2 separate regions of the Homo sapiens genome follow, and region 2 is linked to region 1. A link is an interaction called in ENCODE POLR2A ChIA-PET data of the cell type or tissue named here. Cell type or tissue: Panc1. All regions are shown on one strand. Links, peaks and the distances in the headings refer to the core of each region. The heading gives the core; the rest is flanking DNA. Region 1 overlaps NEURL1 (neuralized E3 ubiquitin protein ligase 1). Region 2 overlaps SH3PXD2A (SH3 and PX domains 2A).

The links. ChIA-PET counts read pairs that join two places held together with the same protein. Peaks named below come from ENCODE experiments on the same cell type or tissue, not always from the same donor. Only the 100,000 strongest peaks of a DNase experiment are listed, where the experiment ranks them.
Region 2: POLR2A ChIA-PET joins it to region 1 with 14 read pairs; 2 of 35 experiments call an interaction of 5 or more read pairs at or near these places.

The regions. Positions count from the first base shown.
Region 1 is chr10:103,499,017-103,510,531 of GRCh38, forward strand. All of the region lies in intron 1 of NEURL1 (neuralized E3 ubiquitin protein ligase 1), which reads left to right. All of the region lies in intron 2 of NEURL1-AS1 (NEURL1 antisense RNA 1), which reads right to left. Among named protein-coding and RNA genes, the nearest start is that of NEURL1, 11 kb to the left of the region's middle. RefSeq lists an enhancer at 5,476-5,770. In Panc1, for the core only: no CTCF peak of the experiment used is centred there; a DNase peak (open chromatin) is centred at 5,496.
Region 2 is chr10:103,606,508-103,618,022 of GRCh38, forward strand. SH3PXD2A (SH3 and PX domains 2A) reads right to left here. Exons shown (of 15, transcript NM_001394015.1): 11 at 10,690-10,807; 12 at 6,346-6,683; 13 at 5,074-5,123. Among named protein-coding and RNA genes, the nearest start is that of NEURL1-AS1, 95 kb to the left of the region's middle. RefSeq lists an enhancer at 857-1,714. In Panc1, for the core only: no CTCF peak of the experiment used is centred there; no DNase peak of the experiment used is centred there.

The DNA of each region.
Region 1 (11,515 bases), core at 1,615-9,614:
TGAACACCTGTTTTCGGTTCTTCTGGGTATACACCTAAGAGTACACCTCCCATCTTTCAAAAGGTGGTGCTTCTTGAATTGGATACTTCACAAAGTCACTGGTTGTGACAGTTGTAGGAAGGCCGTCCCCCTCCAGCTCTGGCTGGGTGTGACGCCAGCGAGACACCTGTTGTTTTCAGTCTCTTTTCTATGATGGCTGAGGCTGCTGGGGGGCTGAAGGAGAAGCTGCAAAGGTTGACTAAGGGTCTTGATTCTTGTGGTGGGCCAGAGTGTCTGTAGACCCTGAATTTCCTCACTACTCTCTGGGGATGAGAGCAGGGGCAGGGGAAGGCTCATCCTTGGACAAGGTCTTAGCTATTTTTCTTTCTCTCCCTCCCTCCCTCCTTCCCTCCCTTCCTTCCTTCCTTCTCTTCTTCCCTCCTTCCTTCCTTCCTTCTTTCCTTCCCTTCCTTCCTCCTTCCCTTCCTTCTTTTCTTTTCTTTTCTTTTCTTTCAGCTGGAGTGCAGTGGTGGATCTTGGCTCATTGAAGCCTCAACCTCCTGGGCTCAAGTGATCCTCCTGCCTCAGCCTCCCAAGTAGCTGGGACCACAGGCCCACGCCACCACTCCTGGCTTATTTCTGTAGGTTTTTTTTTAAGAGATGGCATCTTGCCATGTTGCCCAGGATGGTCTGGAACTCCTGGACTCAAGCAGACCTCCTGCCTTGGCCTCCCAAAATGCTGGGGCCACTGTGCTCAGCCTCTAGCCATTTTTCTGCATTCACATTCTCGCTGCTACTTCCCCTATCTGAGTCCTCATCCCAGATATTGCCACAGCTGCCATCCTAATTGGCTTCTCTGCCTCCGGTCCCTCCTTCGATGCTGCCGGAGTGATTCTCCCAAAGTACTATCTTCATCATACCCTTCCCCGCTTCAGTCACCATAATGGGATATTCAAGGTCTCCATTCTTTGGTCAACCCACAGATCTTCCCTCAGCTCTTGTCTGGGCTCCTTCCTTGGTTGTCATGACGCTTGCAGATTAGGTGAGCTCATCCAGCTCTCCACCCCCGGGAATGCAGCAGACGGATCTAGGGGGTGCCTGGTGGCCTCCTCAGAGTGACTGGCTGCGTCAGCCCCGTGTTGAACCCAGAGCACCCATCCTGCATGCCCTGTTGGTTTTCAGTTCGGTTTTACCTTTGAACCCTGTTATGTTAATTATCATAATAATATTTACAATAGCTACCATGCACTGGGTGGTTACTTTGTACCAAGTTCTTATATGTGGATTATTTCCATTAATACCCTCCCAACAACCTACAGAAGGAGGTAGCATTGTCACTGTTTTACAGATGGGGGAAAAGGGGCTAAGAGAGGTTAAGTAACTTATCCCAGTCCACACAGTTAGAAACTGATGGGGCTGGGATTCAAAGCCAGGGCTCTCAGACTTTAGAGTTTATTATTGTGATCGCTGTATTATCCTGCCCCTGTAGCATTTAGCCTTGGGTGGGCTCTGTCTTTCATTGTGGGAGAGAGATGGGGGAGTAATTTTTGCGTCTCTGGACAGAGCCCCAGGGCCGGGAAAGGGCACACAATGGGGTTCTTGATGCTTTCTCCCTTGGCTAACCAGAAGATCAGGAGGGCTGTGCTAGTCTGGAATTCCCAGCCTCCTCCCCCTTACGCTTTCTTCGGGGTTTTAGACACTTTGGAGGAAACTTGTGGTTCTTTGGGGCCAGTGTTTCTCAGAGTGAGGTTTTTCTACTGCCTGCATCAGCATTAGCTGGAAGCATGTATACCATGCAGGTTCCCAGCCCCCAGCTCAGACCCGCTGACTCAGAATATATTGGGGATGGGACCCTCAAACCTGCGTGTTTAACAGGGTCCTCAAGATCTGAGAACTGTTGTGACTCTGGGGCCTCAGAACAGTCCTACTCTTGCATGCTTGGAGGAGGTGGGACCAGGCTCCTCAGAGGAGGAGAGCCCAGAGTTGGATGGGGGAGATTTGGAGGGGAGCTAGAAAGGTGTCTTGGTGAGTGGGCTGGCAGCAAAGGCACAGAGGCAGAGAAACACAGGATGTGTTCAGGGATGGTGAGCAGTCCTCTTGCCTGGATGTGGGGTCCCCAGTGGGGAGGTTAACAGGTCAATCTTTGAAGGTAGGCTAGGGTCATATCTTGGAGGGCCTATGATATTAGGACGAGGAGGTTAGATTTTATCCTGTAGGCATTGGGAGCCATGGACAGCTTTTGAGCAAGATGCATGTAGTGATTTTATTTCAACAGCACCAACAGTGGTGGAAGGCAGGCTGGGGAGAGGAGGAGATGAGGCATCTTGAGCTGCTGAGAGGTTCACAGAGGCTGTCAGCCTTCTGTCCTAGGCCACGCTGAAAGGGCTGGGCGTGACAGCCAAGCTGACCTGCTCATCTGGAGTTCCCATGGGCAAGTCTGAAAGCATTTCCAACCCACAGCTATGGGCAGCAGGACCACTGCTCATAGGCAGGAAAAAAAAACAACAAAAACCAGCAATGAAAGGATTTTTAAGAAGCCCAAGTTCTGATGCTAGGTGTATTCATGTAAATAAATTCATTTAATCTCCCCATAAAGGAGAGGTAGGTATTATTCCCACTTTATTTATTATTATTATTATTATTATTATTATTTTGAGACGGAGTTTCCCTCTTGTCACCCAGGCTGGAGTGCAATGGCGTGATCTCAGCTCACTGCAACCTCTGCCTCCCGGGTTCAAGTGATTCTCCTGCCCCAGCCTCCTGAGTAGCTGGGACTACAGGCGCCTGCCACCAAAGTCCAGCTAATTTTTGTATTGTTAGTAGAGACAGAGTTTTGCCATGTTGGCCAGGCTGGTCTCGAACACCTGACCTCAGGAGGTCTGCCCGTCTCGGCCTCCCAAAGTGCTGGGATTATAGGCGTGAGCCACCACACCCGGCCATTATTTATTTATTGTAGAGACAGAGTCTCTGTATGTTACCCAGGCTAGATTCAAACTCCCGGGCTCAAGCGATCCTCCTGCTTCAGCCTCCTGAGTAACTGGGACTGCAGGCGCACACCACTGTGCCAGGCTCTTATTATTCCCATTTTATACACGAGACAGCTGAGATTAATGGATGTGAAGAGTGCTGCCCAGAAACACTGAGCTAGGAAAGAGCAGGGCTGGGATCTCTACTCAGGACACCAAAGCTGATCAGCGAGGAAACTGATCTTGGGGGGAATTTCTCCATATTAGGACTCTTTTCCTGGGCCCTCTGGGATGGTGTCTTAGTCGGCTTGTTCTGCCATAACAAAATACTACAGACTGGATGGCTTAAACAATGGAAATGCATTTTCTCAGAGTCCTGGAGGCTGGAAGTCTGAGATCAAGGTGCCAGCACTGTCAGGTTCCATTGAGGGCCCTCTTCCTGGCTTTCAGGTGGCTCCTTCTTGCTGTGGCCTCACATGGCCTGTCCTTGGTGTGTGCATATGGAGCGAGAACGATCTTTCTCTCTTCCTCTTATTATAAAGCCGCTAATCCTATCAGATCAGGACCTCACCCCTCTGACCTCATTTAACTTAATTACCTCCTAAAGACCCTATCTCCAAATATAGTCATATTGGGCATTAGGGTTTCAATATATGAATATTGAGGGGGCGGGTAAAATTCAGTCCATAGCAGATGGCATGTGCTCACTTCCAAGGTGTGCACAGTGAGGCACAGGCATTGGTTCTAAATCACAGAGCCCAAGATGGAGGCAGGACGAGCAAAAGCAGTAAGAAAAGGAGGAAGAGTGAGGATAGGAAGGAGGGTGGGAGCTGGGCACTGCCCAGGGTGTGCCAGGGCCGCCTGTTTCCTGTTAGTTTGTGCCTGTCTCATTCCTGGACCTGCACACCCAGGGGCTAGAACTGAGGGGCTGCTTCACGCTGAGCCGGTTGCTTTGGCAACCCTGGGCAGGATGCAAGTGGTCTCCTTGGTAACGCCTGGGAAACCTGCCTCAGGGATGGAGGGAAGTGAACTGGCCAGCATCAGGCTCGGTGGCACAGGCAGAACTGGCCCTGGCTGCTGAGACAAGCTGGCCGATAGGAGGGCCAGCTTCCCAAATAGCCTGGGCTGCCTTTTGGCCATTTCCAGCAAGCCAGAGTCCAAAGGCCCTGTGGAGCCTGTGGGTCCCGCCTGGCCAGACCAGAGGCGCTAATGGGCCAGCCCAGGAAGTGGGAGGTGGTGAGGGGCTGGGGAGAGGGAGAATATAGCTTCTGGATGACAGATCCAGCTCCAGAGTTTATTAAAAGATGCTTATCAGGAGTCATCCCCCGGATGGCTTTGGGAAATGAGCAGGTGTTGACACTTGTAGGGGGTAAGAGGGCAGAACTTAGAGAAAAAGAAGGGCTAAGAGAAGAGGAGGAGGAATAAGCAGGAGTCACTGGGAGGCAGGTGGGAGGCCTTGGCTTTTTCTCTGCTCTAGTGACAGTTCCAAGGGGAGGTGGGGCTCTGGCACTGGGCTTGGGAACTGAAGTTCTCTGAGGATGAGAGTTGGGGTTTGTGGGATGCACTGATGGGGACGGTAAGAGGTAGGTGGGAGAGCTCATTTCATTGTTAAACTAAGCATCAGCTGAGGGCCATCAGCCGTGGGCTAGACACCTTCCTGGGCACGCCGATACGGTGAGAAATGCAATAGGTGAGTGCTCACCACTTCCAGCTTACCCTTTAGTGGGAAGGCAGATGGGAACAAAAATGACAAATGCATAAAAATGAATCTGGAGATCACAATTGCTAACATATATGTGCTAGAGCTCATGCTGTGCTCCCCCTGGCTTTTTTTTTTTTTTTTTTTTGAGACAGGGTCTTGTTCTGCTGCCCAGGTTGGAGTGCAGTGGCGTGATCACAGCTCACTGCAGCCTCACCCCCCGGGCTCAATGGATCCTCCCTCCACAGCCTCCTGAGTAGCTAAGACTACAGGTGTGCACCATCATGCCTGGCTAGTATTTTATTTATTTATTTATTTATTTATTTATTTATTTATTTATTTATCTTTTTGGAGACAGAATTTCACTCTGTCGCCCAGGCTGGAGTGCAGTGGCGCCATCTCAGCTCACTGCAACATCTGCCTTCCAGGTTCAAGGTATTCTTCTGCCTCAGCCTCCTGAGTAGCTGGGATTACAGGCACACACCACCACGCCCGGCTAATTTTTGTATTTTTAGAGAGCTGGGGTTTCACCATGTTGGTCAGGCTGGTCTTGAACCCCTGAACTTGTGATCTGCCCTCCTCGGCCTCCCAGAGTGCTGGGATTACAGGCGGGAGCCACTGTGCCTGGCCTGTTGTCATGTTTTCTTAGTCTCCCTCCTCTTGGTTGTGACAATTTCTCACACTTTCCTTGCTTTTGATGACCTTGACAGTTTTGAGGATTACTGGTTACGTATTTGTAGACTGTCTCTCTATTGGGATTTTTGTGGTGTTCTTCTCATGATTAGATTGCGGTTTTAGGTTTTGGAGTGAAAGACCACAGAGGTAAAGTGCCATTTCCCATCATATCAACGGCACATGCTGTCAACATGACTCATTGCTGTTGATGTTGACCTTGAGCGCCTGGCTGAGGGAGTGCTTGTCAGGTCTCTCCATTGTGCAGTTAAAGTTACACTTTCCTCCCTTTCTATTGCATTCTTTGGAAGGAAGTCACTGTGTGCAGCCCACACTTAAGCGGTGGGGGGGTTACGCTCCACAGGGGTGGGTGTTTACGTTCCACCTCCTGGAGGCCAGAGGCCCCGCTATCTTTAACAGTTCTTCTCCACTACTTCTTTAATTTCTTACCCAAACAATTATCTCTGGGTAAAGGCTTTGAAGGAGAAACTAGGGAGCTATAAGGGGGGAACTTGACTTGGTCTTGGGGATCAGGGAAGGTTTCTCTAGGAAGTGACCTGAAAATGAGTAGGGGTTGGCCTCAGTTCCTAGATGGGAAGCTACTAGCACGTTAGGCGAGAACTGTTCATTTCTCATCCTTGGCCTCTGCCGATTAAATGCCACTGGCCGCTCCAAATGCCAATGTGCCATTAAAAAAATAATAGCTCTCCTGTATCTTTTTTTTTTTTTTTTTAAAGAAACAAAGTCTTGCCTTGTTATCCAGGCTCTGGAGTGTGGTGGTTGTGACCTTGGCTTGCTGCAGCCTCAACCTTCTGGGCTCAAGCAATCCTCCCACCTCAGCCTCCTGAGTAGCTGGGTCTACAGGCACACAATACCAAGCCCAGCTAATTTTTTTTTTTTTTTTTTTGGTAGACGGAGTCTTGCTCTGCTGCCCAGGTTGGAGTGCACTGGTGCGATCTCAGCTCACTGCAACCTCCATGTCTGGGTTCAAGCAATTCTCTCTGCCTCAGCCTCCCGAATAGCTGGGATTACAGGCACCTACCACCACACCTGGCTAATTTTTGTATTTTTTAGTAGAAACAAGGTTTTGCCATGTTGGCCAGGCTGGTCTTGAACTCCTGACCTCAGGTGATCTGTCCACCTTGGCCTCCCAAAATGTTGGTATTACAGGCTTCAGCCATTGCTCTCAGCCCTGGCTAATTTTTTAATTTTTGTAGAGACAGGATGTCACTATGTTGCCCAGGCTGGTCTCAAACTCCTGGCCTCAAGTGATCCTCCCACCTTAGCCTCCTAACGTGTTGGGTTTACAGGCATGAGCCACCATGTCCAGCCAGCCAGCTCTTCTGTATCTTAAAAAGCACCCTAGACGGGGCAGTACTACCCCAGTTGAGCTGGGTATGGAGGCCACATGAAGGGTGTTCTTAGGAGAAGGAGCTCAGGACTGGCTCAGAGCTGCTGCCGGGTACAGCAGGGCTGAGCCCTGGCCAGAGTCACCCCAGCCCTCCTGGCCAAGGAACTTTCAGCAGAAAATCATTAAGTAGCTGCTTCCTTGCCTCTCAGAGGTGTCCCACCCGCTTCTCACTCATTCTGTCCGTGGAAGTACATTGCTGATCACAGACTGTGTGGGGACAGGGGAGGAGGAGGAGGAGAGAGGGCCCTTCTTGGGATGGGGGGACAGAAGAGGGAAGTATGTCTGCTGGCTTACCCAGATGGCCTTCTTTAGCCTTGTTGCCCTAGAATGCCATCCTGGCTGCTCCAGCGGTTGGGGTAAGGACGGAAAAGGGAGAACGTTGACAGGCGAGGTTGCTAGGATTAAGATGATGGCAGGTCCACATGCTCTTGGCTTTCACCTTCATCCTTCCCACTTGGCTTGCCCCAGCCCCTGCCTGGTGTCTGCTGAGAGGCTGATGTTCTCCAGGGCATGGGGCAGTCCAGAGTATGTGTGTCCAAGTATGGGTGTCCAGGTGCCCCTGAGAGGGAGGGGAGGAGGCACTCTGGCCCAATCAGGGTAGAATGAGGCTGTAAGGATATTCTAGCTGATTCATTTCATGTATTGGTGCCTGCTCTGAGCTAGGCATGGTGCTGGGTATGGAGAATTGAGAGGTGAGTACTGGGCATGGTCTCTGCCCTGACATACTCAGGGCCCTGCCTTGTCCAATTCAGTCGGTCCTTATTGGCAGGAGGGTCCTCCCTTCTTCCTCCTCCTCCTCCTCCTTCACGTCTGCTGTCTGCTTTTTTTTTTTTTGAGACGGAGTCTCACTCTGTCGCCCAGGCTGGAGTATAGTGGTGCAGTCTTGGCTCACTGCAGCCTCCACCTCCCGGGTTCAAGCGATTCTCATGCCTCAGCCTCCCAAATAGCTGAGACTACAGGTGTGCACCACCACGCCCAGCTAATTTTTGTATTTTTAGTAGAGACAGGGTTTCACCATGTTGGCCAGGCTGGTCTTGAACTCCTGACCTCAAGTGATCTGCCTGCCTCGGCCTCCCAAAGTACGGGGGATTACAGGTGTGTGCCGCTGTGCCCGGCCCACTTCTGCTTTCTTTTCCTTTTCTTGCCCTGCTCTTTCCAGCTAATGTTCCTTTAAACACATTCTTCCCGAAGGGAGAAGGTCTGGCAGGTACCAAGCACAGGCACAAAGTCAGGCCTGTGCTTGGTTCCTGGTGGAAGGGCTGGTGGCCACTGATTCAAACATCAGAACCCAAGTGTATCATGGAGATTGTTTTGCCCTACCTGCTTTCTCATCTCAGGTCCCCTTGGCCCCAGAGTGGGAAAGTGACCTGCCCAAGGTCATACAGCTGGATTGGACCAAGCAGTAACAAGATCCCCAGGCTCTGACCTTGCAGGATGATGCTCTTAGGAGCTGCTGGAAGCTGACTCCAGAGGAACACCTGAGGGGGACAAGTGCTGGCCCTAAATGTGATGCAGATGCTCCTCTGCTTAGAGTGTGACGCCTGAGGGGAGTCACTGAAGAGCCTTAAACAGAAGAGTGACAGGATCACTTAGATGTGCTAGTAGGCTCTTGGGGCAAGAGATGGGGAGGGGTGGAGAGGGGCCAGGCAGGAGTCCACTGCAGTCCTTTATGCAAGGAGAGAGGTGTGGCTTCTGTCAGAGTTGGGCAGGCGAGCAGATTGACTCGGGAGATACTTTAGAAGGTCAACTTGAAGCTCTGGAGGTGGGTCCAGGAGAGGGAGCTGTTGGGGAGCTGCTTGTGCCATCTCTGAATCCTGACATCTGTGGCAGTGGTCAACATGCACCTGGGGGCTCTGTGGAAGGTCAGGGTGTGCACACTTGGGACCTGTGCTCCTGCCGTGGGTGTGAGGTTTTACAGCCAGGAAGAGAGACAGGTGAGCAGGCTGGGCAGGCTCTGAGCTGTGGTTCCATCCCTACCCCTTGGGACACCATCAATCATTAATGTCCTCTCTGCCTGTCACAGGTGGCTCCCAGGAGGGCAGAGGCAGCACCTGCGGTGTGATGTGCACCTGGCTTCTTTTCTGCCAGGGACCTGCAGCCCTGCCCCAGCCAGGCTCTCTCAGGTGGCTCGCCTCCCTGTAGGTTCCAGTTCCCAGCCACACACACACAAGCCCCTGAAAGGTGGCCATAAATCAGCCGGGACAGGCCAAGGTTGCTCTGGCTTTCCCAGAGTGGAGATCAAAGCCCCAGACCCCCACCCTGGGGCTCAGCACTTATTAAATTATAAAACTGTCAAGGGATGGACAAGCAAGAGGGACTGGATGGATGGCCCTGTAGTAAAACAGAATGCGGAAGAGCAGCTGAGAACCAGGCAACAGCTGGGAAAGTGGGGAGAGGAGGAAACGCCTGTTTGTCTCCGCCCCTGGGCTTGGGGACTTCTCACAGGGTCAGGTCCCTCGAATTTGAAAAGCATGTAACCAACCCCTCTCCCCTCCCATGACAGAATTCACAGCACACTTTACAGAGGAGACACTGAGTCCGAATTGCCACAGGACTGTGAAAGTCCGATCTTCCAAATCTCACTCAGATTCTTCCTGGGTCTCTTCATGGGACCTCTTTGAATTAGCATTAGGGTGACATCCATTTGCGACTCTCATCCTCAGGATACAGCTAGGACCTCTTTCTGTCTCTGAGCGCCCTGACTTCTCTTCCAGCCCCGAGGGACAAAGGCAGACCTTGGACTCAATGGAGTGCCAGCCCTGTCTGGGTGGACAGACTTTCTCACCCACCCCTCCGCAAGTCCCATGCAGGAAACCCCCTCTTTGGAGGGCTGAGAGGGCTTAGCCAGTGCCTGAGAGGGGCAGAAGGGGTTTTCCCTTTCTGAGGCTGGCGTTTGCAGATCTGTGGGACTGAGGAGACCAGCCAGACATGCAGACCCTGATGTGGGCCCAGGGGTTGGAGGAAGCGGTTGGGATAGGTCATGAGGGAGCAGAATGCCACTCACATGAAAGTTTCGGCCTCAGAGGGCAGCCCGCCAGGAAACTAGGGCTCTGTGTGCATGAGGGAGTCCTGCCTCCTTCACAGCAAAATGTGAAAGAAGCTGTTTTAGGGATCTTGGGTTTCCTCATCTGATCCCCCAAGTTGAGGTTGTGTTAAAGAAACCAAATACAGGGTCAGGTGCGGTGGCTCATGTCTGTAATCCCAGCACTTTGGGTGGCTTTGGCTTAGCTTCACCTCCTTAGCACGAGGCTGAGGCGGGTGGATCACCTGAGGTCAGGAGTTCGAGACCAGCCCGGCCAACATGGCGAAAGCCCATCTCTATTAAAAATACAAAACAATTAGCTGGGTGTGGTGGCGCACACCTGTTAGTCCCAGCTACTCAGGAGGCTGAGGCAGGAGAATCACTTGAACCCAGGAGGCAGAGGCTGCAGTGAGCCAAGATCGCACCACTGCACTCCAGCAGCCTGGGTGACAGAGCAAGACTCTGTCTCAAAAAAAAAAAAAAAAAAGAGAAAGAAACCAAATACAGTTGTGTGTGGCTTAACAATGGGGACACATTCTGAGAATTGTGTTGTTAGGCGATTTCGTCATAGGGGAACAGCACAGAGTGCACTTACACAAACCTAGATGGTGTAGCCTCCTGCACATCTAGGCTATGTGTTGTGGCCTATTGTTCCTTGGCTACAAACCTATATAGCATTACTGTGCTAGATACCGCAGGCAGTGGTAACACAAGGGTAAGTATTTATGCACCTAACCATAGAAAAGGTAACATAATGCATTGCACGATGATGTTATCATGGCTACGACATCACTGGGTGATAGGAATTTTTCAGCTCCGTCATAATCTTATGGGATCACTGTCTTATATGTGATCTGTCATTGAACGAAATGTCATTGTGCGGCTCATTTCTGTATAAGAAGAGGCCAGATCGGCTTTTGAAGAGAGAGCTCCCTCCCCAAGATTCAGGACTTTTTCTGAAAGTGGAGGTTTTCTGTCTGGTGCTAAGGTTCTCAGTTCCTGAGGCATGAGGTGGTATTTTGGGGTGAAGGTGCTATTTCTGCAGGCAAGATTTTGGGCTGATCTTGAGGCTCCCATTTGGGAGTATGGGTTCCAGGTTGAGGATGAGGGTTCCATTCCTGGAGGGCAGGTTTCCGTTTCAGGGTCCAGGATTTGTGATTGTGTTTCAGTCTTGTGGTCAAGAGTCCATTTTGGAGCTCAGTATTCTGGAATTGGGTTGAGATTCTCTCCCTGGGTGGGGTTTGATGATCAGGGTGGAGGTCTTGTACCCTGGGAGGAAGGGAAGAGCTAGAACCTCCTTCCTCTTCTAGAGGAGACTTCCTGGGGCCATCAGCAGATGAAGGGGCCGGTAGAGCAACCTCTGAGCTGACACCTGGGAGGCCCAGGCTCCAGCCCTGGCCTTGGTGTAAGACTGTTTGTGGGTAAGTCACTTATAAGCTCTAGGTCTCTGGCTGCAAGCTTTGGCCGGACAGTGATGTTGACTCACAAAGCACCATCCATGTTCACTTGAGCTTCCCAAAATGACACTAATGGTGGGCTCCGTAGACACCCACGGCCACTGCTTTGCTTGGTGAGTCAAATCCATGGTGACAGGACTCAGGCTGCCCTGGGCACTGCCAGCTTGGTCCAATTAGTGCCAATTGGATCTTAACGTGTGCTGAGCGGCCCCTGGGGAGAGTGAGCACACATCGAGTGGGACATGTTAAATCTGGGTCCCTGGGGCTTGGCATGTGGCTCTGTGGGGCGGGAGATGGGCCAGGTTGGGC
Region 2 (11,515 bases), core at 1,512-9,511, 110 kb after region 1:
CTCTCCCTCTCTTTCCACGGTCTCCCTCGGATGCCGAGCCGAAGCTGGACTGTACTGCTGCCATCTCTGCTCACTGCAACCTCCCTGCCTGATTCTCCTGCCTCAGCCTGCCGAGTGCCTGCGATTGCAGGCGCGCGCCGCCATGCCTGACTGGTTTTCGTGTTTTTTTGGTGGAGACGGGGTTTCGCTGTGTTGGCCGGGCTGGTCTCCAGCTCCTAACCGCGAGTGATCCGCCAGCCTCGGCCTCCCGAGGTGCCGGGATTGCAGACGGAGTCTCGTTCACTCAGTGCTCAATGGTGCCCAGGCTGGAGTGCAGCGGCGTGATCTCGGCTCCCTACAACCTCCACCTCCCAGCCGCCTGCCTTGGCCTCCCAAAGTGCGGAGAGTGCAGCCTCTGCCCGGCCGCCACCCCGTCTGGGAAGTGAGGAGCGTCTCTGCCTGGCCGCCCATCGTCTGGGATGTGAGGAGCCCCTCTGCCTGGCTGCTCAGTCTGGAAAGTGAGGAGCGTCTCTGCCCGGCCGCCATCCCATCTAGGAAGTGAGGAGCGCCTCTTCCCGGCCGCCATCCCATCTAGGAAGTGAGGAGCGTCTCTGCCCAGCCGCCCATCGTCTGAGATGTGGGGAGTGCCTCTGCCCTGCCGCCCCGTCTGGGATGTGAGGAGCGCCTCTCCCCGGCCGCGACCCCGTCTGGGAGGTGAGGAGCCTCTCTGCCCAGCCGCCCCGTCTGGGAAGTGAGGAGACTCTCCGCCTGGCAACCGCCCCGTCTGAGAAGTGAGGAGCCCCTCCGCCCGGCAGCCGCCCCGTCTGAGAAGTGAGGAGCCCCTCCGACCGGCAGCTGCCCCGTCTGGGAAGTGAGGAGCGTCTCCGCCCAGCAGCCACCCCGTCCGGGAGGGAGGTGGGGGTCAGCCCCCGCCAGGCCAGCCGCCCTGTCCGGGAGGTGAGGGGCGCCTCTGCCCAGCCGCCCCTACTGGGAGGTGAGGAGCCCCTCTGCCCGGCCAGCCGCCCCGTCCGGGAGGGAGGTGGGGGGGTCAGCCCCCTGCCCGGCCAGCCGCCCCGTCCGGGAGGTGAGGGGCGCCTCTGCCCGGCCGCCCCTACTGGGCAGTGAGGAGCCCCTCTGCCCGGCCACCACCCCGTCTGGGAGGTGTACCCAACAGCTCATTGAGAACGGGCCATGATGACAATGGCGGTTTTGTGGAATAGAAAGGGGGGAAAGGTGGGGAAAAGATTGAGAAATCGGATGGTTGCCGCGTCTGTGTAGAAAGAAGTAGACATGGGAGACTTTTCATTTTGTTCTGTACTAAGAAAAATTCTTCTGCCTTGGGATCCTGTTGATCTGTGACCTTACCCCCAACCCTGTGCTCTCTGAAACATGTGCTGTGTCCACTCAGGGTTAAATGGATTGAGGTCGGTGCAAGATGTGCTTTGTTAAACAGATGCTTGAAGGCAGCATGCTCGTTAAGAGTCATCACCACTCCCTAATCTCAAGTACCCAGGGACACAAACACTGCGGAAGGCCTCGGGGTCCTCTGCCTAGAAAAACCAGAGACCTTTGTTCACTTGTTTGTCTGCTGACCTTCCCTCCACTATTGTCCTATGACCCTGCCAAATCCCCCTCTGCGAGAAACACCCAAGAATGATCAATTTAAAAAAAAAAAAAAAAAAAAGAACACAGGACAGAGGCAGACCCACCAGCAGGGAGAACACCACGTGAAGCCTGGAGTCAGGCTTCCGGAGTCCCGGAAGCCGGGAGAGAGGCGGGGAACAGGTCCTCCTCCCACGCCTTCCCAGGGAACGAGGCCCTGTCGGCACCCTGATCTCCTCGCCCCTAGAACTGGGAGACAACACGTTTCTGCTGTTAAGCCACCCAGTGTGTGGTACTTTGTTACAGCAGCCCCCAAAAATAAAGACACCATTCCATGTCAAGAAAAAAAAAAAAAAAAAAAAGAAAAATTGTGTTGGGATTTAAATTAGAATTTCATCGAATTTACAGATTAGGGATAAAATTGAATAATACCGAGTCTTCTCATCCATAAATGTACCTTATTTCCATTCTGCCAGGCCTTCAATTCATTTTTGTGATTTTTCTTCATCAAAATATTGCACATTTTAATTAAATTATTCTATTCTTTAAAAAAAAAAAAAAAAGAGAAAAAAACTAGAGACAGGGTTTTGCCTGGTCTCAAACTCCTGGGCTCAAGCAATCCTCCTGCCTCAGCCTCCCAAAGTGCTGGAATTACAGGCATAAGCCACTGTGCCCAGCACAAAATGCTCATTATTAATGCAGTAATTTCTAATCTTACATCTCTGGAGGTCTAGTTTTCAGATGCCTCAATAGCTGAATCTCAAAATGAAAATTAAAAAGCAGAGAAATCTCCTGTAATCGTAGTGCTTTGGGAAGCCCAGGTGGGAGGACTGCTTGAGGCCAGGAGTTTGAGATCAGCCTGGGCAAATAGTGAGACCCCATTTCTACCACACACACATACACACACACACACAAAAATTAGGTGGACATGGTGTTATGCACCTGTGGTCCCAGCTACTTGGGAGTCTGAGGCAGGAAAATAGCGTGAGCCCAGGAGTTCGAGGCTGCAGTGAGCTATGAACAGACCACTGCACTCCAGCCCAACTGACAGAGTGAGACTCTGTCTCTGAAAAAAAAAAAAAAAAAGAAAGAAAGAAAAAGCAGAGAAATCATTCTAACAAAGCACTTGCACACTGCCCTGTGGGAGAGGAAGGAAAGCCACTGTCCTGGAGTCTAGGGGTGAGGGCTGCAGGTGGGACTTCTGACAGCACAGGCAAGGCAATGGAGCACAGTGGTCTCTAGTCTGGGGTGTGTGTGTAAGAAGGCAGTGCGGTTGAGTGAGCAAAGTCTTTGGCTGGTCATCATGACAAGGCCAGATAGGCAGGCAAGCACTAAATAAACTCGCAATATTCTGTGGGCAGGGTAGAACTCATTGGAGATCCTCAATGCTTTTCAGAAACTGGCACAGCAGCATCTAAGCATGACATTCAAGGACATTTAGAAGCTGGCTTTGGCCCATGGTTTGTGAGCCTCACCCATTCATTTAACAACTGTTTGTTGTGTGTCTACTGGGTGCCAGACACTGGTCTAAGGCACCGAGCGCCCAGTAGGAAACCAAATGGACAACCCCCTGCCCTTGTGGATTGTATATTTTTGCTTCAATGGTCTTGTCTCTACTCAGCTAAAATGGACTTTGTACCCCGCTATTTATGTCCTCCCTCATGCAAAGGGGTTCAAATAAAGCAATTGGGAAAAAAAGGTGGGAGGGATGAGGGGACGGGAAGAAGCTTGGTGTAGCAGGAAGACCTGGAAAGACCTCAACCTTGGGGCTGGACTCCAATCATAGCAATTTACCAGCTGTGTGGCCCTGGGCAAAGCCCTTGACGTCTCTGAACTTCAGTTCTCTCATCTGTAAAATGGAACTAATACCAGCATCCTGAAGAGGATCCCTGAGATAACATACATCACTTTGGGCCCAGCGAGGGGCATAGGGAGAGCTCAATAAATAGAAGCTGGAACTCAGCACTCCTTCTGAACTTCTCTTCTTCCCAGCCTTCCTCATCCTTCAAGGCTCTGCATGTCCTAACCCCACCAGTTGAAACTGAGCTGAGGCAGAGTGAGTGAGGGGTGGGAGGAAGCTGGTTTTGAGGGATTGAGTGAGAATCTGCCACCTTTCCTGGCCCCAGGGCCTGGCTGTGCAGCCGTGCATGTGAGCAGACACAGCCCAGGCTCAGCCCAGGCCACATCTCTGGCCAGGTGGGATGCAGCTGGGCCTAACTGGAAACAGCAGCCCTGCCTCAGCAATCCCCACATTTGGTAAGTGTGGAAGGAATTACCCCATTCTTGCCAAAATCAAGTCTGCCTGAAAATAATTAGCCGTGGCTAGGAGAGATGGTTGAGAGGGAGAATTCAGTGTTTGGGTGTGTAAAACTCAGGAGGAAAAAGAGAAACTCCACTGGGGTCCATGGCCAAGGCAAGGAAGGTCTCATCTCCAGGGATGAAATCTTTAAAAACCATATTTTTATGGAGGGCCTACTCTTCCATAGACTGGTGCCATCTCCCTTAGCCAGGGCTGATGTCACTGACCACAGTAACTCTTGTTGCTAAGCCCAGATGTGACTTCAGAATCCTCCTTAACCCAGTGCACCAGGTAGTATTACCAAGCAGGCAAGAGCTGACATAGGAAATGGAAACCTGTTTGCTAGCCCCCCACATAAATCATCTCATTTCATCCTTACAACAGCCCTAAGAGATGGCTAGTACTGTCCCGTCTGATAAATAAGGGCACTGAAGCTTGTAGAGGGCAACTGGCTTACCTACAGTCTCTCCGCCTCTAAGTGTCAGAAGTGGAATCCGAATCCATGCCTGGCACTTGAAGACACACTCTTTCCACTACATCCCACTGCGCTTACTAACAGTTCTTTGTTCCAAGGCTCTCAGCCTGCCACCAGCATCGCAGGCACCCCAAGCCCTGGCCCCTGATGCGTATCTACCTGCCCGAGGGTCTGGACACCAGGAAACCCCACCCACATGAACCAGGGACCCTGGCAGTGTTAACCTCTTAAAGCTGGGGCGTGAGCCACTCCTTGCAACTCACACTCCTCCCTGGAAGACGTTCACTGATCTGCCCTCTGCCCTCCCAGACTCTGCCATCCACCACCTCCACTGGGCATTCCTGACCAGGGAAAGCTGAAAGGCTTCCAGGCTAGCATGGACAGGAGCCCCATTTCCAGCCTCTGGCAATGCCCTGGCTGGACACTTTTGCCGGGCAGTCTAAATGTTTATGTCTGCCAATGCAGTGGCTGGGATGGATTTATTTAGCTTTGGAGTGCAGTGTGTTTCCGATTATAAACTGTCCAGCCAGGCCTCCAGGAAGGCTGGGATCTGCAGGCTTCCCTCCCTGCCCCTAGCCCCACAAAACTAGAAGCCCCAGCAGGGCTCTGGAAAACCCCTGGATCAAGAGGCTCTGCCGCAAGATAGCCAATTGATCGGGTGGCTATAGCGCATTCACAGAAAAGGAAGGAAAGGGGAGAAGAAATTCAGTACACATACCAGGCTGGATTCTCTGCGTGGTGGAGGTCTTGTCCGTAGGTTCGGGGAGCCTAGAGGAAGAGACATGGCTTCAGAAATCCTAGTCAGACGATGGGCAACAGTACCCATACCTGCCTTCCCTAGGTGAAACTAACTCCTGATCCTTCAAGTTCATGCTTTAGCTCAGCCTTTATGAAGGACTTGACACTCTAAGTCACTATGGGCACTGTGGTTGGGCTTTTTCAAGGGGAAACTATAGACCTTTACCTTGGCTGTGCTTCCAGGGGATCTATGAACACTCTAAAATTATGTGCACTTTTCAAAATGTGCAGCTATGTGGGCATTTTTCAGGGTAACGGGTGTATAGATTTATCAGGTTTTCAAAGTTAGGAGCAGAGACCATGTCTGTTTTTTGCTTACTATTAAATCCATAGAAGCTAGCATAATGCCAGGCAAGAGGAGGTGCCCAATAACTGTTTCCCAGCTGGTTCCCTAAAAGATTTCAGGCACGAGAGCTAACTTAACCCAGTGGAGCTAAACTAAAGAAACAGCTTTCCTCCAGATTTTAAGAATGGCTGGACACAAACAAAAGCTAGGTTCCTATAACATGGAAGTTTTAAGCCTCAACAAAAGGCATTATTGGGCCAGAGATGGAGGGTGCCAGACTGCCTGGAGTCTCCTGTAGAAATGAAGATGATTCTTGAAGAACGCCCTGTTGAAACTGCCTGTGTAGAGTGGTAAAGCCTTAGCTCCCAAGTCTCTTAGGTTTCCAGTAACGAGTGGAAAGTCATAGGGAAGGAGCTGCTAAGGCCCAGAAAGACGTTTCTCTACAGACTGTCACTCCATAGGGCAGCCCTGCATATAGCACCCACATTCAACAGCCCAGGGAAATGTGTTTTTTTGATTTTTTAAAAGTCAGCTACACATCATCTATCTTGATTTATAAAGCCTTTACCATAAGGAAAAGAAAACATTTCTTGCTCTTGGAACGCGTGTATCTGCAGAGTGACCATTGCTGGCTCTCCACTAGAGGAGGGAACGCTACCACCCACATCCTCATGTGATCTAGCTTCCGTGGAGCAGCTGGGAGCAGTTGAGTCATCATACTCCTCTGCCTTCTCCACTCCTGTGATGAGCATGACACAAGTTGACAGAGTGAGGGTCAAAGGCCAGTCTGTAGCCCAGGAGGAAAACGCCATGGGGGTCCTGTGCACCCCCCTGGCTTTCACGGCACCCATGCCCATTCTCTAAGGAGCTTTGCAGTGAGGACCTAGAGGTCAGCGAGGCTCTTACTGATCTGGGCCCGCTGAGGGGCAATCCTGGCCACAGCTGGAGAGCCCTGGGCCAGCCTGGAGACAGTCCTGTCAGGAACGCCCACGGCACTGCCATTGGAGGCATTGCAGAGGATGGGCAGGCTGATCTCCTTCTTGGCAATGGGGGCCTCATGGCCCTCGCCTTCGGCTGGTGGAGTTTCCTTGTCCCCAGACGCCTTCTTGTTCAGCAGGTTGCTGATCTCCATGATGTTCCCAATGATCTCCACTGGGCCGGCCAGGTTCTTCTTCCGGGTTGGCAGGTCATCCTTGGCCTTCTTCAGGTAGGATGCTGGCGCCCAGCCCTCTTTGCCCAGGTATCTGTGGGGAGGAGCAGGATGTGCTATCATTAGAGCACTCTGACCTCACAGCCCACTCCCAGGCCCTAGGATCCATCTGGCCTTGCCCAGTGGAGCCTTCCCTACCATGTTCTGCAAGGCTTGGCAATCCCACTACTCTGGAGAGAAATGGCACCGAGGGTAGATGGAAAAGACACCCAGAACACCAATTCCCACTGCCCCCCCACCATGCTCCTTTTTCTTTGCCTGATCCCTCTTGGGGTGGGCTCTCATGTTCTGCAAAGTCAGGCAAATGTGGGAGCTTGGGATCAGATTTATCAACTTTTGGGTTGCCCAAAGGAGGACTTCATAATGGCCTGCTACTTCCCAGTCAGTTGAGGATAATTAGAGAGATAAGAAGAAGGTGTGGATGTGGTATGTAGAGGTAAATGGCCTGTAGGAAGGGGAGGTATTATTAGAGAGGGAATTGACTCCAGAAGGTGAGAGTCAGGCAGTCTGAGTTCTAGTCTGTGGTACCTTGCACAAGTCCCTTCCCTGGAGCTCAGTTTGTGTCTCTTTTGCAAGATGCAGGGATAGAGTCGCTGCTAAAAATGTACCCAGAAGGACAGACATGTTGAGATCAACTAAGCTGTCTCCAACATCTTAGCTGGAATGGCTCCTCCATGCCAGATGACTGAATGGGACAGCTGTGGTGCCACTGCAGGGAGAGTAGGTGGATCCTCTATAGACTGTCACAGACCAAGTTCACAAACCAGGCTAAATTTACTGTAGTGGAACAAAGATGCATTATTCAATAAGTGATTTGGGGCTGGGCGAGGTGGCTTACACCTGTCATTACAGCACTTTGGGAAGCTGAGGCAGGAGGATCGTTTAAGGCCAGCCTGGGCTACATAGCAAGATCTCATCTCTACCAAAAAAAAATTTTTTTTTTTTTTAATTAGCTGGGTGTGATGGTGCATACCTGTAGTCCCAGGTGCTTGGGAGGCTGAGGTGGGAGGATTGCTTGAGCCCAGAAGTTTGAAGCTGCAGTGAGCTATGATCATACCACTGCACTCCACTCTGGGAGACAGAGTGAGACCCTGCCTCCAAAAATGTAAAAAGTGATTTGGGGAAAACTGATGACCCAGTTAGGAAAAACAAGTAAGACAGACACTGGCTTTATACCATATAGCAGAATTAACAAATAGAAGATTGACATAATGTTGGGGGTTGAGAAAATCTAAGTGGGGCTCCAAAAGCAGAAACCATAAGTGAAAAGACAAAAGCACATGACTAGATAAAACTAAAACCAAAGCAAAACAAAAACAAAACAAAACAAAAGGAAACAAAACCAAAAGCTCATAAACAAAGGCAAAAGGCAAATGATAGGGCTGACTTAATTTCTGGTGATTCGATGACTTCTGAAAACAAGCTTTTCCTTTTTTCCTCGTGGTGTTGAGTTTTCACCCAAACCCATGGGGACTTCACTTCCTGGTCCAGTAGTCGCTGGCCAGTGCCCCCAAGTCTGGGTTGCAATGTCCCCATCTGCTCCCTGGACACATCTGGCTCTTTGGAATGGCTCCTCCACACCAGATGTCTGAACACCTCCCCCCCCGCCCCGCCCACCGTCTTCCTGATCTGACCTTGTTCTTGGGCGCTCATTAGGTGGGAGAAAAGGAATATGAAAGCTGAAGTTCCTATCAACATGTCTGAGCTTTGCGAGAAAGCTCAGGTAGGAGGTGGCTCCTTACGTTCTGTCACAGAAACATGCAGGCAGGCTGAGCCAAGCTCGCCTCCCCAGGGATTGGGAGGCAGAGGTGAGTTAACACGTGGGTGGGAGTCAGGGGCCTGTCTTTGGCTCCCTGATGCAATGGGTGCAAACAGAAGCACAGAATTTTAAGGGTGGATGGAAGCAACGAGTAAAAATACCTAATCTTATGTGAGCCAACAACTACGGCTCAGAAAAGCAAGGGGGTCACACAGTGAGCGCTTAGCAGCATCTGGCCCAGAGCCTGGTGCTCTTGCATCTCAGAGAAAAGACAAAGATGAGCCCACTGGCCCTCACTGACGATTTTTCTACATGGACACTGTAGAGCTATGGGGAGAGGGGGCTCATGGAGGTGACGGTCAGGCCTGCTTAGGGCCCCGAGTGCTGTATTTGTGTTCCTTCAGCACTACATGGGTAAAATTAAGATTCCAGGAGGAGAAACGCAAGGGAATCAGGAGTGCCTGTGTGTGTCTGGGTCCAGCTCTGCTCACATCTGCTTTCCAGCAATGGAGAATGAAATGACTCCAGCGGGAAGCAAGCTGGAAAGGGCGCGATGGAGAGTGCGAGGGTGTGTGTGTGTGTGTGTGTGTGTGTGTGTGTGTGTGTGTGTGTGTGTAGGGGTTGGGGGAGGAGAAGAAAGACAGGAAATGAGGATCAACGTAGAGCCTGGAATGTTGGGAAATGGCATATTTAAGGGGGTGTCTGGCAGCCTTTTTAAGGTGGAATCTTTTCAGCCGGGTTTTCTCAGTCCAAGCTCCTGCTGGCTGTAAGACTAGGCCATGGGGATAGGAGCGGACTAGAAGCAGCTCAGAGTGACTTTGTTGGTCATTTTAGAAAACAAAAAAATAATAATAAAGCAGCCTTGTAGATAAGCTCCAGGCAAGTGAGCTAGGCCACCAGCCTGCCAGAATGTTTCCTGGCTTTCCCATGTTCAACTCATGGCTGGTGGGTGATTGGGTTGACTCTAGTTTCCATTGCTCAGAGAACATAAAAGTCTAGGGGCACTGGCTTTGGACAATACACATCCAGATGCACAGTCCCATCCCACCCAATGGGACAGAAAGGGACATCTCAGCCCTCCTGACTGATATGCACCAGGGCTCCGGGGTGGGGCGGGGTGGGGGCGGGGTAGGGGCGGGGGGTGTGGTGCGTGCCATGGAGCCATGTTCCATCAGGTCAGACTAAGGTGCAATCTCCATATGGCCAGTGACCTCAGCATGGACTAGCCTTTAATGCCATCATGTTGTACCATGTTCTGAGCAACTGTCCCACGAGTACTCACATCCCCTGGGGCACATTGGTGCCACTGCACAATCCTGTCCCCTCTGTCGGAGACCACCTAGAATGCATGTCCTGCCCACAGTGGATCTGGGGTCCCCAGAGCCCAAGGATATAGGACTATCCCTGTCAGCTGGGTAACTGGCAGAGAAGAGAGAAGGTGGGCAAAGTCATCACAGCTGAGCCAGTTCCAAGGACACCAAAAGCACTTACTGAGATCAAGTCTCCTGGAGCATTTCTTGAGAGCAGGGGTCCTGGAAGGGTAGGTCTTGGCCAGGTAATGGTGAGTGAAACCCACGGGATTGTTTGCCTCCAGCAGGTCAGGAAAGACCCCACTTCCCTACCCATACCATTCAATAGGATTCTACGCTGGGAACTGTGATTAGGCCTGGGAGAGGGAGGGGCAAGAGAAGGAAGAAGCCTCCGATGGCCTGAGCCGAGGCCTGACTTCTGCTCCAGCCCTTGCAGCCAGCCCTGCAGATTGGACAGCCAGTCCCCATCCACCAGGGACGTGGCTGCAAGAGGCCTGCACCTGCACCCGCCCCCGCCCCCAGCCCACCTCCCTGAGTACTGAGCCTGGGCAGCAGAGGTTGCCTGCTGGGACCTCAGCAAGGCCTGCGGACGCCAGTGCTCCAGGCAGCCCTAGCTGTGGAGCACACCAGGCAGCCAAGGCCGGACACACAAAACCAAATTCAGATGTGCTGAGCTCTCTTGGCAGATACGTGGGAAGGGATTGCACCACAGCCTGCAAGCTGACCCGGGGCCTCTGTGCCCCGCTGGCTGTGGCTCAAGCTCTGCTTTACGCGTCCCGGGAGAAAACTTGCAAGATGAGCATTCTCTGGTTGAGCTATTCAGCTGTGCAGAGGTGCAGCAGCCCAGCCCTGTGCCGTGGGCACAAAGCTGTCAGTATCTACCTGCCATCAGGTGGCCATGGCCACTTTGCACTCTGCCCAGGGCCCAGGTGGGCGAGAGGCATCTCGTTCATAATGTAAGGGTTCCCTACCTGATATACCACCAGCCTTCCAGATTCTTCCGGATCACCTCCACTGTGACGCCCTTCTCAAAGCCAATCTCGTCCTTGCTTTGGCTGGTGTAAGGCTGCACGGTGACATACTTCTCCTCTGGGGGTGGGAGCAAGCAAGCAAGATTATTTGAGGTCGGGGTGCAGGTCCTGCTTCCTGTCCCCTCCTCCTGCCCTGGCCTGGCTTTTGCTCAACTGCTTGCCAAGAAGGTCCACTGGGTTGGCTCTGGCTTCTCCAGGGGAGGGAAGGACCAGGCCCCAGAGGTGGCAGCAGGGAGACCATGGGAGCAGAGGTCACTGCTGCTCCCAGTGTGTGCCAAAGCCAGCCAGGACCCAGGTTGTCAGGCAAGGCCCTGGGAGCAGGGAGTCGGCTCTCCCAGCCTGATAATGGCGGCCAGGCTGCCGGGACCTTGGAGTCCACAGGGCTCAGAAGCTTGCTGGGCCGAGGGCAGGATTAGGAGAAGCCGGCCCCTCATGAGGTGTCCTTGCATGCCTTGAGGCCCCACGGCATACCGCTTTTCCTCGAAATGTGCCCTGTTTCCATCTGTGTCCCAGATGAACTCTCCTATCCCTGCCCCCAGCTCAGCCTCTTGCATCCTTCCTCTGTCTGACCTTCAGAGGTTCTAGGGACACCTCCTCGGTGAAGCCTTCCCTGAGCACCCACTTCATCCATTAACACCTGGTCATGTAATCTCCCAAGAGGAGTCCATGGAACCCAGGTCTCATGGAAGCAGTTACATGTGTTTTGTTAAGACAAGGGTTCGATGGCCAAATGAGCTTGGAAACACCAAGCACAGCACAATCAGGC